Regions from separate parts of the Homo sapiens genome. Here region 2 is linked to region 1. A link is an interaction called in ENCODE POLR2A ChIA-PET data of the cell type or tissue named here. Cell type or tissue: PC-9. All regions are shown on one strand. Each heading gives the region's core, and the rest is flanking DNA. Links, peaks and the distances in the headings are about the cores only.

Region 1 (5,384 bases), core at 230-5,229:
AATACATACCATTGTGTTACCAACAGAACTGAGTACAGTAATATGCTGTACAGGTTTGTAGCCTAGGAGCAATAGGGAGTACTATAGAGTTGTGTACCTTTATAGTAGGCTGTAACATCTAGGTTTGTGTAAGTACACTCTATGATGTTCACACATCAATGAAATCACCTAATGATGCATTTCTCAGAACATATCTCCTTCATTAAGTGATGTGTGAATGTACTTCCTATGCTAACAAACTTATTGTACACATCATTTTTAATGTCTAAGTTTTATAAGCTATGCCACACTTAACTCTCCTTGGCTGAATATTTAGGTTGTTTGTGACTTTTAATTATATAAATAACTGCAATGACCATCTTTATACACTGAACTTGTTTCTATATTAAGAACTATTTCCCCAGGAATAGGAGAAATTTTAAGACCCACTACATATTGTCAAATTGTTTGATGGATAAACCTTGATCAAAAAAAAAAAAAAGAGTGTAAATAAAATTTCAGGGCTGGGCCAGGCACAGTGGCGCATTCCTGTAATCCCAGCACTTTGGGAGGCTGAGGCAGGCAAATCACTCGAGACCTGGAGTTCGAGACCAAGCTGCCCAACATGGCGAAACCCCGTCTCTACTAAAAATATGAAAATTAGTCAACTAGGTGCCTGTAGTCCCAGCTACTCAGGAGGCTGAGGTACAAGAATCACTTGAACTCAGGAGGCAGAGGTTGCAGTGAGCCAAGATAGCACCAATGCACTCAAGCTGGGGAGAAGGAGAAAGACCCTATCTCAAAACATAAATAAATAGAAATAAATAAATAAATAAGTGCAGGGCCACACTCAGTTGGGCTGAAGGAGAACAAGTATGCTCACATCACTACATAGAATAAGACGTTTCGACATGATAAGGCCGACAATGGGGAGCCATTGCAGGTCCTTGCAAAAGGTAACAGGACATTTGGGGAGATTTTTCAGCTAGTGCTAGACCCACTGTGAACTGGAAGAAGCCAGAGGTTGGAGGCCAGAGACTAGCAAGAAAGTTGTTATAGTTATCTTTGGTATAAGACAATGAGGGTCTGGATTAAGATGAGGCAGCAGGAATAGTGCAAGGACATCTGAGGCACAGAAATATATGGTACATGACCAATTAGCAGTACTGGTATATACAAATTTATTATCAGCAGATTTATTAAGTAAGATTCTCTACAGCTTGGCTCTGGTAGACAGGGAGTCTTTCGATTGGTTTATCATCCATCCATTCATCCCTTCAACAAAAAGGAGGACCAGAAATACACTTCTCCTTAACATTTCATCACCCCAAAAGCTAACTAGGAATATCTTCCAATTATCTCCAGCATAACCTGTTTGTTGTTTTAATGACTTAGAGTGAAACAGCGGTCTAAAAACCCTGAAATCCCACCAAATTACCACTATATCAGGAAATCATCACACAGAAATAACACAATATGAGACCATTTACAAAATTGTCCAGAGTAAGCCTATTGTCTGCATGAATCTGAGATCAGCTTGCTTTTTTATAGGCATAATAGCCATTTGTACTGGAGATTTGAGAATTCTGGATTTGAAGGAACACAACAAAAGAAACTAGTCCTTGAACAAAAAGAGAGAGATTAGAATACTGTTATTGGATTGTTTTTCACTGAAACCTATACTACATGAAATTCTAATTTCATTCATATGCAATCATTATGCTGAAACACAAAAAAGAGAAGGGACAGTTGAAGAGTCACTAATGACAGCTCAGAGGACACTTCTGAGTTTCAAGGCTTAATGTATGACTTGAGGATGAAGACAAAGCCAACAGCATTTTTCCTGAAATGCACACTGAGTTCACAGATGTTACATAATCACTTTTCAATTGGTGAAATAATCTCTTCAAAATGCTTGTCTGCTCAAGTTTTAGAACTGCAATATGTCAGCCAAACATATACCAAGTGAAACCTCATTTTAGAAGATAAACATAAGTCCTTCTTGAGGTGTTTCATGACTGGGATATTGCACTCTTTCATTTGAAGCTTTGGAGAATACAGAATTGGCCTGAATAAATGCCTTTTAAATTTATCTAATAAAAATGTCAAAGCACTGACAGCCAGAATACTCTCCATTTACCCATGTAAAAATAATGGGGGGAAAAGACAAATTAAAAGCAATGAATTCAAATCAAAGATAATCAGAATAGACCTTAGCTACAAAATGTTTCATCCCCCTTCCTGGAAGACCTAACCTCCAAACAGAGTCCCAGAGATGACTCAATTAAAACATATTTATAAAAACAAAGAGTCCTTCTTTCCTCAAAAATGCATTCTGAAGTTTAAAGCCAGCCTCAGATTTCTTCTACACCATTCCTAAACCTTGGTCAATGGAAAAATCATTCCATAATTTTTAAGTTTCAAAATATCTTCCATTACCTTAATTATGTATACATTTCATAGATTACCTCAAACTTCGTTCCCAAGAGGAAAGCATGAATTCAATACAATAGGTAGCAGTGTCTAAGCTAAATTCACAAGAATCACTAAACATTTCTACAGCTAGTTCAAAATGTAAATATTTGGTTCCTGAAGAATCTCTATTATTGCCTGAAGACTAATCTTGTCTAATAAACTTCTTCAAATAAAGCAAAACTATGTTGGGAGGGAACTTTACTTGGTACATACCGCCTTCCAAATGTTAAAAAAAAAAAAAAGCAGTAGTTTCTCTCCACATCTGCCCAACTATTGAGGCAGAGGGATGTATGGTTCAAAAGTTTAACAGGGTATTTTTATTCCCAGCCACACCAAAAAATAACATCCTTTAGTGCTGTTTCAGAAATTTAGAAGCACCATTCAAATACATCAAGTTATTTGCTAAAGAACATATTCTAAAGCCCTGGAATTGAACCTCAAAGTCCATCCTAAAACACAGACCAAAGATTGGGGGTTTTCCAAGCAAAATCAACATATGATTTAAATCTCACTAAGACTAGTTCTTATACTTTAACAAGGAAAAAATATTTTTGGTATTTTTACATGGCCAAGAGCTTCCAGAAATAGCAGCTCTGGGTACCTGTCATCTGATGAGTTTGCAGCAGCCTGATAGCGAACCTCCAGGGAAAAACATGCAAAAGTGAAAAGGGTTTCTAAAAGTAGGTGAAGGGTCAGCAATGTAAGTTCTAGCAAACACCTTGCTTTCTGGTCACACGCGCAGCTAAAAAATCAGGAGTTCAAGTTTGAAGCCATTCATCCTAGATTCAGAATCTACCAGGACCCAATCCGAGAAACTTCTGACTTTCTTTCTAAATGGAAGGTGTGTTTTGACAGGAGAAAGAATAATCCATGCTTCCCAAAAGGCAATGCACAGTGAGACAGCGAGGGCTGGAGACCTCAGAACAGTAGATGCCTCCCCATGGCAAAAACACTGGGCAGGGCCTCAGCCACCACCTGCAGTTGGGTCCCTCTGCCTTCTCCTGACTGCTTCATTTCCTCCTTAACCACCCCTAAGGCTGTGTGTTTCTTTCGTTATTACATCTCCTCCCTTACAAAACTTAGTCAAATTCAGCACTTCCCAGAACTTGGGATACACAGATGTTCACAGGTGCTCCTCCTCCAAATGGTTCCATGATCCAATACTTTTAGGAAACTCTGAGTTAAGGCAGGTTTAAAATGTTTCCTTTGCTGAAGGATTTCTCCAAGCCATCAATATGCTAATGTGTGTTGAGAAAGGCTCATTTTCTAAATTCTCTGGACATGGATCCCTTTTGTGGTGTCATACTTATTAATACCTCACTAAAGAGTTTTAGTGAGTGAAACCCTTTTTGAGTTCAGCAAGAGTCTAACTGGAGGCTACTTGACACTGATCCCAAACTTGGAATATTAAACAACACCTTTAATAAGGCCACACTTTTTCCCCTGCCTCCAATTCAACTTCTCATGGTCCTAAACTGTGGGGGGATGTCTATTGCCCCTTCCCTCCAATCTGATTCCCTATGATGCATGTTTGAACTAATAATCAGAGGCAGAGAAATGTTAAAAGCCTTAAAATTGATCCCAAGGTCCTTTGCACAGCCCCTTTGGCCGTAAGACTTAGGGATCGGACTTACTGGCAAGCAGTATTCCGAGTGTGCCAAGAGTATCCCACACCTCCTTAGACAAATGTATAAGGCACAAATAGCTGGAATTGGTGCACTAAAGGAGATAATGGACATAATAGCATTAGCTGTAATAAAATATAAGAGATTATTATTATTTGCACATCATCAAGTCAGCCCCTTTTATATATCACCATGCACAATTAAGCACTTAATAAATATTTTTTAGTATTGTAATAATAAAACTGAGTAAACCCAATCCATGCAATTTCAGTTTGCAATTAAGTTTCTGAAACACAGAGATATGGAATGACATATGGCCAAAGTGGGGAGAGATGAGAGCAAAAGAAGGGCGTTGAAGTGAGTAATGAAGTAAATGAGCCTATGACCCAGCAAGACTGGTTTGATAAGTTGAGATTTACCCCCACAGGACCCAGAGATGATATCATGGGAATCTATATAAGACCAGCGATGAGGTTATGTGGCTGACAATCCCCAAACCCATCTGAAAAGCACGGGTGCTCATTATTGAGCCAATGTTCCACATATGCAAAGACATAATATTCTAGATAAGCCAGAAATGTGAACATTGATGGGAAAAGGGGGACAATGTAAGAGGAAAGAACAGGAAGGAGATAAAACAGCAGAGATAATCTCCAACTGAGTACCCACCAGAATTTCTGCTCTCTGAAAAGACAAAGGCATTTGCACTGAGTGTAGCTTCTGTGAATCCCATTGCATCATATAAAAGGTATCCCAGGCTCTACTGGCTCAAGAAGAGGCAACCAAGCATCATCAATCCCAAAGCACCAGCTGATTTTGCCAACTCCCAGTCCATCTGTAGACCCCACTGAAAGGACATAAGAAACTGGGACCCAGAAGACAAGAAGTGGCTCAGACTATCCCAGGGAAGAGAGCTTGGGAGGCAGGTGCTTAAGTCTAATCCTCACTCCCCACCCCAACTCCCCAACCAATTTTAATTCAAGGTAGGAATTAAGGTTAACATTTCCTAGATAAGGTAATGACCTTTTGTAAGATGCAATCTTCTAAGAGAGGTAATCAATACAAAAAAGCAGGGGCCAAGGGGACCAGACCTAGCCCTGCTGCTAACTGGCTCTGGGAATTTAAAGATATTTCTGCTCTCAGTCCTTCAATGATCACATCTGTAAGACAGGAGGAGCAAAAGAGATTATGAAAGTGAAGGTGCCTTGAAAGTGTAATGCACCATGGCATGTGAAAGGCCTGTCCTACATGAGCTATGCAGGGCCTTTCTAATGGGCCTTACTTTTGATTGGCTGCAGCCACCAT
Region 2 (5,384 bases), core at 326-5,325, 740 kb before region 1:
CTTTCCCTGGAAGCAGCCACCTTTATGACAGTCTCCCCATGAGGAGGAGAGGTTCCTCCAAGCCCCAGGGGTTTACAATCCCATGTGATTCCTCGTGAATAGTCCTGCCTGCTGGCAGGGCTGGGGCAGCACAGAGAAGGTCTGGGGACACTGACCCAGAGCAGATGTGTAACAGCTCAAACTGCAAAGCCTCTCAGGAAACCATCAGCCAGAGGCACAACCACAGCCATTGTCTGCTGTTCCCTGCCAAACCTCCACCTTTCCTCTGTCATCTTCATCTCTGATTCCCCAGAGGACCCGTCTCTGACTACCAGACCTCAGCGCTCCCTGGGAAAGGCCCCCAGGGAGGATTTGTCCCTGACTCCTCCTAAACATCCCAAACCAGCTAGACAGAAGGAGCACATTTTAGTAAAGTATTGGGTGTTTTTATAATAAAGCATACGGGGGAAAAAATGTATTCTTTCAGGCGGCCGATAACAAGAAGTAGCTGAGGTGCCTTCACCCTATGAGGGCACAGGGAGAAGGTAGCAGTCTGCGACCTGGAGGAGCACCCTCACCAGGACACGACTTTGCTGGCACCCTGATCTCAGACGTCCAGCTTCCAGACTATGAGAAATAAATGTTTGTAGCTTATAAGTCAAATAAAAAAGAAAGAGACAGAAAGAAAGAAAAGAGAAAGCAAGAGAGCAAGAAAGGAAGAAGGAAAGAAAGAAGGAAAGAAAGAAAAATAAAGGAAGGAAGGAAGGAAAGAAAGAAAGAAAGAAAGAGAGAGAGAGAGAAAGTAGTTGAGTGAGCCTGTGGATCCCTGTAGCTTAATTGGGACTGAATCATAAGACAGGGCAAAACTCTGGGGATGTGTTGCAAAAACATTGACTCTGGGTGCCAGCCTCAGCCCTGTGCCTGTGAGACCTTAGGCAAACTGTGGTTAGTTAATTCCGTTAATTAACCCCCTGAGCCACTGATTCCTTATCCTAAAAACAGGGAAATGCCTACCTCACCCAATCTTCTATTAGGCAAATTAATGAACTAACATAGGGAAATTACTGGCACACGGTGAACACTCAGAAAATATTAGATTCTTTTCCTTTGAAGGAGGCATTGAGGATGGCAAAGAGGCTGCTACTCAGATTCAGGGACCGGCAAAACGAGGACAAATATTGATGGAGTTCCCACCAACTGCGGGAGCCCAGTGTCTGCTGGCTGGTGCAGACAAGCACACAGGCGATTGGAGACAGGGTGATATGGACCATCTGGAGCTTGTGAGCTCATATGTGGGGCACCTACTCTTGGGAGTAGAGGGAAGGGAGGGTTCCAGGAGGGGTCCCTGTAAGCCAGGTTAGAGGATTAGTAGGAATTAACTGGGAAAAGTGTATGAAACAGCATTCTGGACAAAGGGAACAGTTAATATGAAGACTTGGAAGCCAGAAATCCTTGTGAATAGTGGACTGCTGGTAATAAAAATAATAAAAACACCAGCTGTGGACCTACTATGTACTAAGCACTCTGCTAAATGTTTTATATACATTGTTGCCTTAATTTTCACAACAACTCTTTGAGCGATGTATTATTAATCACACTGTTTCACAGAGGAGGAAACTAAGATCCAGAAGCATAAAGGAATCTTTGTAAGATCATGGAGCTTGCAGAAGATGGGGAAGGGCTTTGATCAAGACTCCTTGATCAAAGAGTCATTGCCAGCTCTTGCTCCTAACCACTGTACAGAGCTGTCATCAGTAACTGGTTGTGCCTGAGGAAGTACTTCCTGTAGATGTTGGGGTGGCCACTCCTCTAGGCAAGCCTGTTAAATCAATGGTTAGGTAAACAGAACAGATCCATGAAGCCAGTCTAACTCTGCCCTTACACCCTACCTGGCCACCATGTAGATGCCCATTGGGCCAGTGCAAAACCACTCCCATGATTGACCAAAGAACTACTCACAGGGATGCAGTCCAATAAAGGTGTGTTGTGGGGGGCCTGCCTCCCATGGATGCTAGGCACACAGACTGCCATGTGAATCCTGCCCTCCAGGGTTGTGAGGAGTGGCAGTCTTGTGCCATTTGGATGATCTGGTATGTTGGCATTTGTTGAGAAAGTGAGTTACTGACTAGGTCTTGGAGCTCATTTGTTTTTCAGATTAATGAAGAAAACATCTTTCTTGCATTAGAGTTTGGCCCAATTTGAAACATAGTAATGGCGTTAGGTGATTTGGGAAGGAGGGGTGGATACTGGAGGAGACAGATAGTTGTCATAATTTAAGCAAAAATATTTTCCAGTCTTCAAGTGAGAAGTACATTTGACACATAGAAAACGATTGGTGCTTGTGGAGTTCTATCTATGTTGATACTTTTCTCTGTTAAATTTCCTGCCATTATCTTAAAAAGTAAAGACCCATTATGAACACATGAAAAGATGCTGAACATCACTAGCCATCAGGAAAATGCAAATCAAAATCACAAGGAGATACTACTTTGCACTCAGTAGCATGGTGAGTACAAAAAGGCAGGTCAAAAAGATGGGTAATAGCAAATATTGATCAAGATGTGGAGAAATTAGAACCCTCATACATTGCTGATGGGAATGGGAAATGGTGCAACAGTTTTGGAAAACAGCCTAGTAAATCCTCAAAAGGTTAAACCCAGAGCTACTGCATGACTCAGCAGTTCTACTTCCAGGTATTGCACCCAAGATAAATAAGAACACATGTCCACAAAAACAAACACAAACACAAACAAAAAAACACCCTTGTACATGAAGATTCATAGCAGCATTATTCATCACAGCCAAAATATGGAAACAACCCAAATGTTCATGACTGGTAGATGGATAAACAAAGTGGGGTGTATCCCTGCAATGGAATATTATTTTGCAATAAAAGGAAATAAAATAGTGATAAATCTTGAAAATATTATGCTAAATTTAAAAAATTTGTTACAAAGAATTATGTATTACATGATTCCATTTATACAAAATATCTAGAATAAGCAAATCTGTGCAGATAAAAGGTAGATTGGTGGTTGCCTGGGGCTGTGTGTGGGCTGGGGAGAAATGGGGAGTGACTGCCAATGAGTATGGGGTTTCTTTCTGGCGTGATGAAAGCATTTTAATATTGAATGCGATGTTCATACAACTCTGTTAATACACTAAAACCATTGAATTGTACACTTTCAATGAGTGAATTGTATGGTATGTGAATTACATCAATGAAGTTGTTTAAAATAACAGCTATTATGAGCTATAACCCCCACACATGGGCTTATCAACACACTTTCCTCTCTATTCCATAGTCATTCTCATTATAGCTCCTTGGGGCCAGCAGAAAAGGAGAGTTGTGTTTACTAGATAAGGAAACCAGGCACAGTGGGACTGTGGCAGTTCCCCAAGCTCCATCGTTTTGCAGAAGGTTCATCTGGCACCCTGATCTTCTGGCAACTAGTTCCAGACATATTTGACAGACCTGATTTTCAAGCTATGCTCTATAGAACCTCTTCAAGGAAGGCTCTTGGGTGGGGGGCTGTGGGATGGCGTGGGCATGGACAGGTACAGTTGCTGATCAGGCCAAGCTCTGGCCTCCTACTTAACTTGAATCAAAGCACTTCTGGTTTTAAATCAACGCATTGAGCTCGTGCATATGCTTTCTTTGGAAAAAGGGTTACCCAGCCAAAATTCACTGCCCTTAGATGTATGATTCTTAGATTGAAAAGATAATGAGATAACACTTCCCTCAGCCTCAGCATCCAAAGTGCTGATGTGTCTTCAGAAACAATGTCCACATTTCAAACAAAAAGATGATAACTTGGGCTGCCAAGGTCTTATTGCTTTCATGTTGATTCTTTGCTGAGGAATGCATTCACAAGGTGTCTATTTACAGCACTAATTGACAACAAATAAGTGATAAATATTGTTCTTGGCCAAAATATATTCTGTTGCTAGAAAACAACACAGTGTGTTTATGAAATTACCAGAAAACACTGTCACCAAACAGTAATATTGTATAAGAAGTCCTTGTCCCCAGAAATGTTCCTATTCTCACCCCAGATTGTTTTTAGAAGCAGAAGTTGTTTCTCAACAAAATCTAGTTCTGTTCTCAATTTGTCTTAATAAGGAATGACATAAGTTTACCAGACTAAGGAGTCCATTTTTCATTCCCTGGGTTTAATCTGTGCAGACAGAAAGCTGTAAATATCATAAGTAGTTGTAGCTGGCTGGCTGGCCTTGAAGGGGCCCATTTGTTAAGGACCATGGTTCGTTGATTTCATGTGTGTCTTCCAAGGGCCAAGAGGCTGTTTGCCCATCATCACTATGCGGTCTGGGGAACAAAAGCCGGGGGCCCAGAAGCCTGTGTTGAAGGATGACGTGACCTTTGACCACCACTAGAAAGGCCTGGAGGGAAAGAGGCAAAGTCAGGCTCCAGTAAGGTTTAATGACAGATCTTGTTAGGGTTAAAAAAACAGCTCAGGCATCCAGCTGGGGCTTCATCTGGGGAGGTACTCAAAGGGCCTTCAGTGACAGCCACCCAGGCACCATGCATAACTGCACCAGGTCTGCTAAGCTGTCATTCTGAGCCTGCTCTGCTGAGGTCTGCCACTCCGCATCAGTCTGAGTCAATAGGAAGATTCATTCTTTTTTTTTTTTTAAATTTCCTGTTGCCACCAGCATATGTCATTTGTCCTGATGCTATGGTGAGGTTTTGATTGCGGAAAGGCACTAATGTTGGTTTTTCTTTTATGAGAAATAATCATCAAGAGAGTGATACAGCATGCCTTTGGCATCTCTAGATTTAGCACTGTGGTTCTCACTGATCAGGAGCCTCCCTGGAGGCTCATGCTTGGTGGTAATTTGGCATTTTACTGAGGCACGGATTGTAGCAGCCCGGGACCTGGCACCTGCTCCCTGCAGCAGCACCAGGCTCTTGATTTTCTCTGTGTCTAGTAGCTCTGGAGGAATGAGGATGGTGTTGTGGAAAACGAACATAAAGGGAGGAGGAAGCACCAGTAAAAGCTGAAATGTGATGAGGTGGTATGAGGATGTGTACAGGAAATGCATGATGCTACAGGAAGTGTGATGTGAGAGAAAGCCTATGCAAACATGCCCTCTTTCCAGTATTTGAGGATTCTTGAAGGTTTGGACATATTATTCTCAAATGTCAAGAGTCTGCTATAAAAAGGAATGTGATACATAAAAAACTTCTTATTTGGAAACTATTATAGATTCATAAACACTTGTAAGAAATAATACAGAGAAATCTTGTGTGTCCTGTACCCAGTTTCTCCCAATGGTAACATTTTAAAAATGATAATATAATCCTACATCCAGAATATTGACATTGATAGAGTTAAGATATGTAACATTTTCATCACCAGAAGGATTCCTCCTTTTTTTTTTTT

The links. ChIA-PET counts read pairs that join two places held together with the same protein. Peaks named below come from ENCODE experiments on the same cell type or tissue, not always from the same donor. Only the 100,000 strongest peaks of a DNase experiment are listed, where the experiment ranks them.
Region 2: POLR2A ChIA-PET joins it to region 1 with 9 read pairs; 2 of 35 experiments call an interaction of 5 or more read pairs at or near these places.

The regions. Positions count from the first base shown.
Region 1 is chr2:37,474,380-37,479,763 of GRCh38, reverse strand. LOC124905991 (a long non-coding RNA gene) reads right to left here. Exons shown (of 3, transcript XR_007086288.1): 3 at 825-5,384. Among named protein-coding and RNA genes, the nearest start is that of LINC03063, 85 kb to the left of the region's middle. In PC-9, for the core only: no CTCF peak of the experiment used is centred there; no DNase peak of the experiment used is centred there.
Region 2 is chr2:38,213,461-38,218,844 of GRCh38, reverse strand. All of the region lies in intron 1 of LOC102723739 (a long non-coding RNA gene), which reads left to right. Among named protein-coding and RNA genes, the nearest start is that of CYP1B1-AS1, 85 kb to the right of the region's middle. In PC-9, for the core only: no CTCF peak of the experiment used is centred there; a DNase peak (open chromatin) is centred at 2,714; H3K27ac peaks cover 1,841 bases.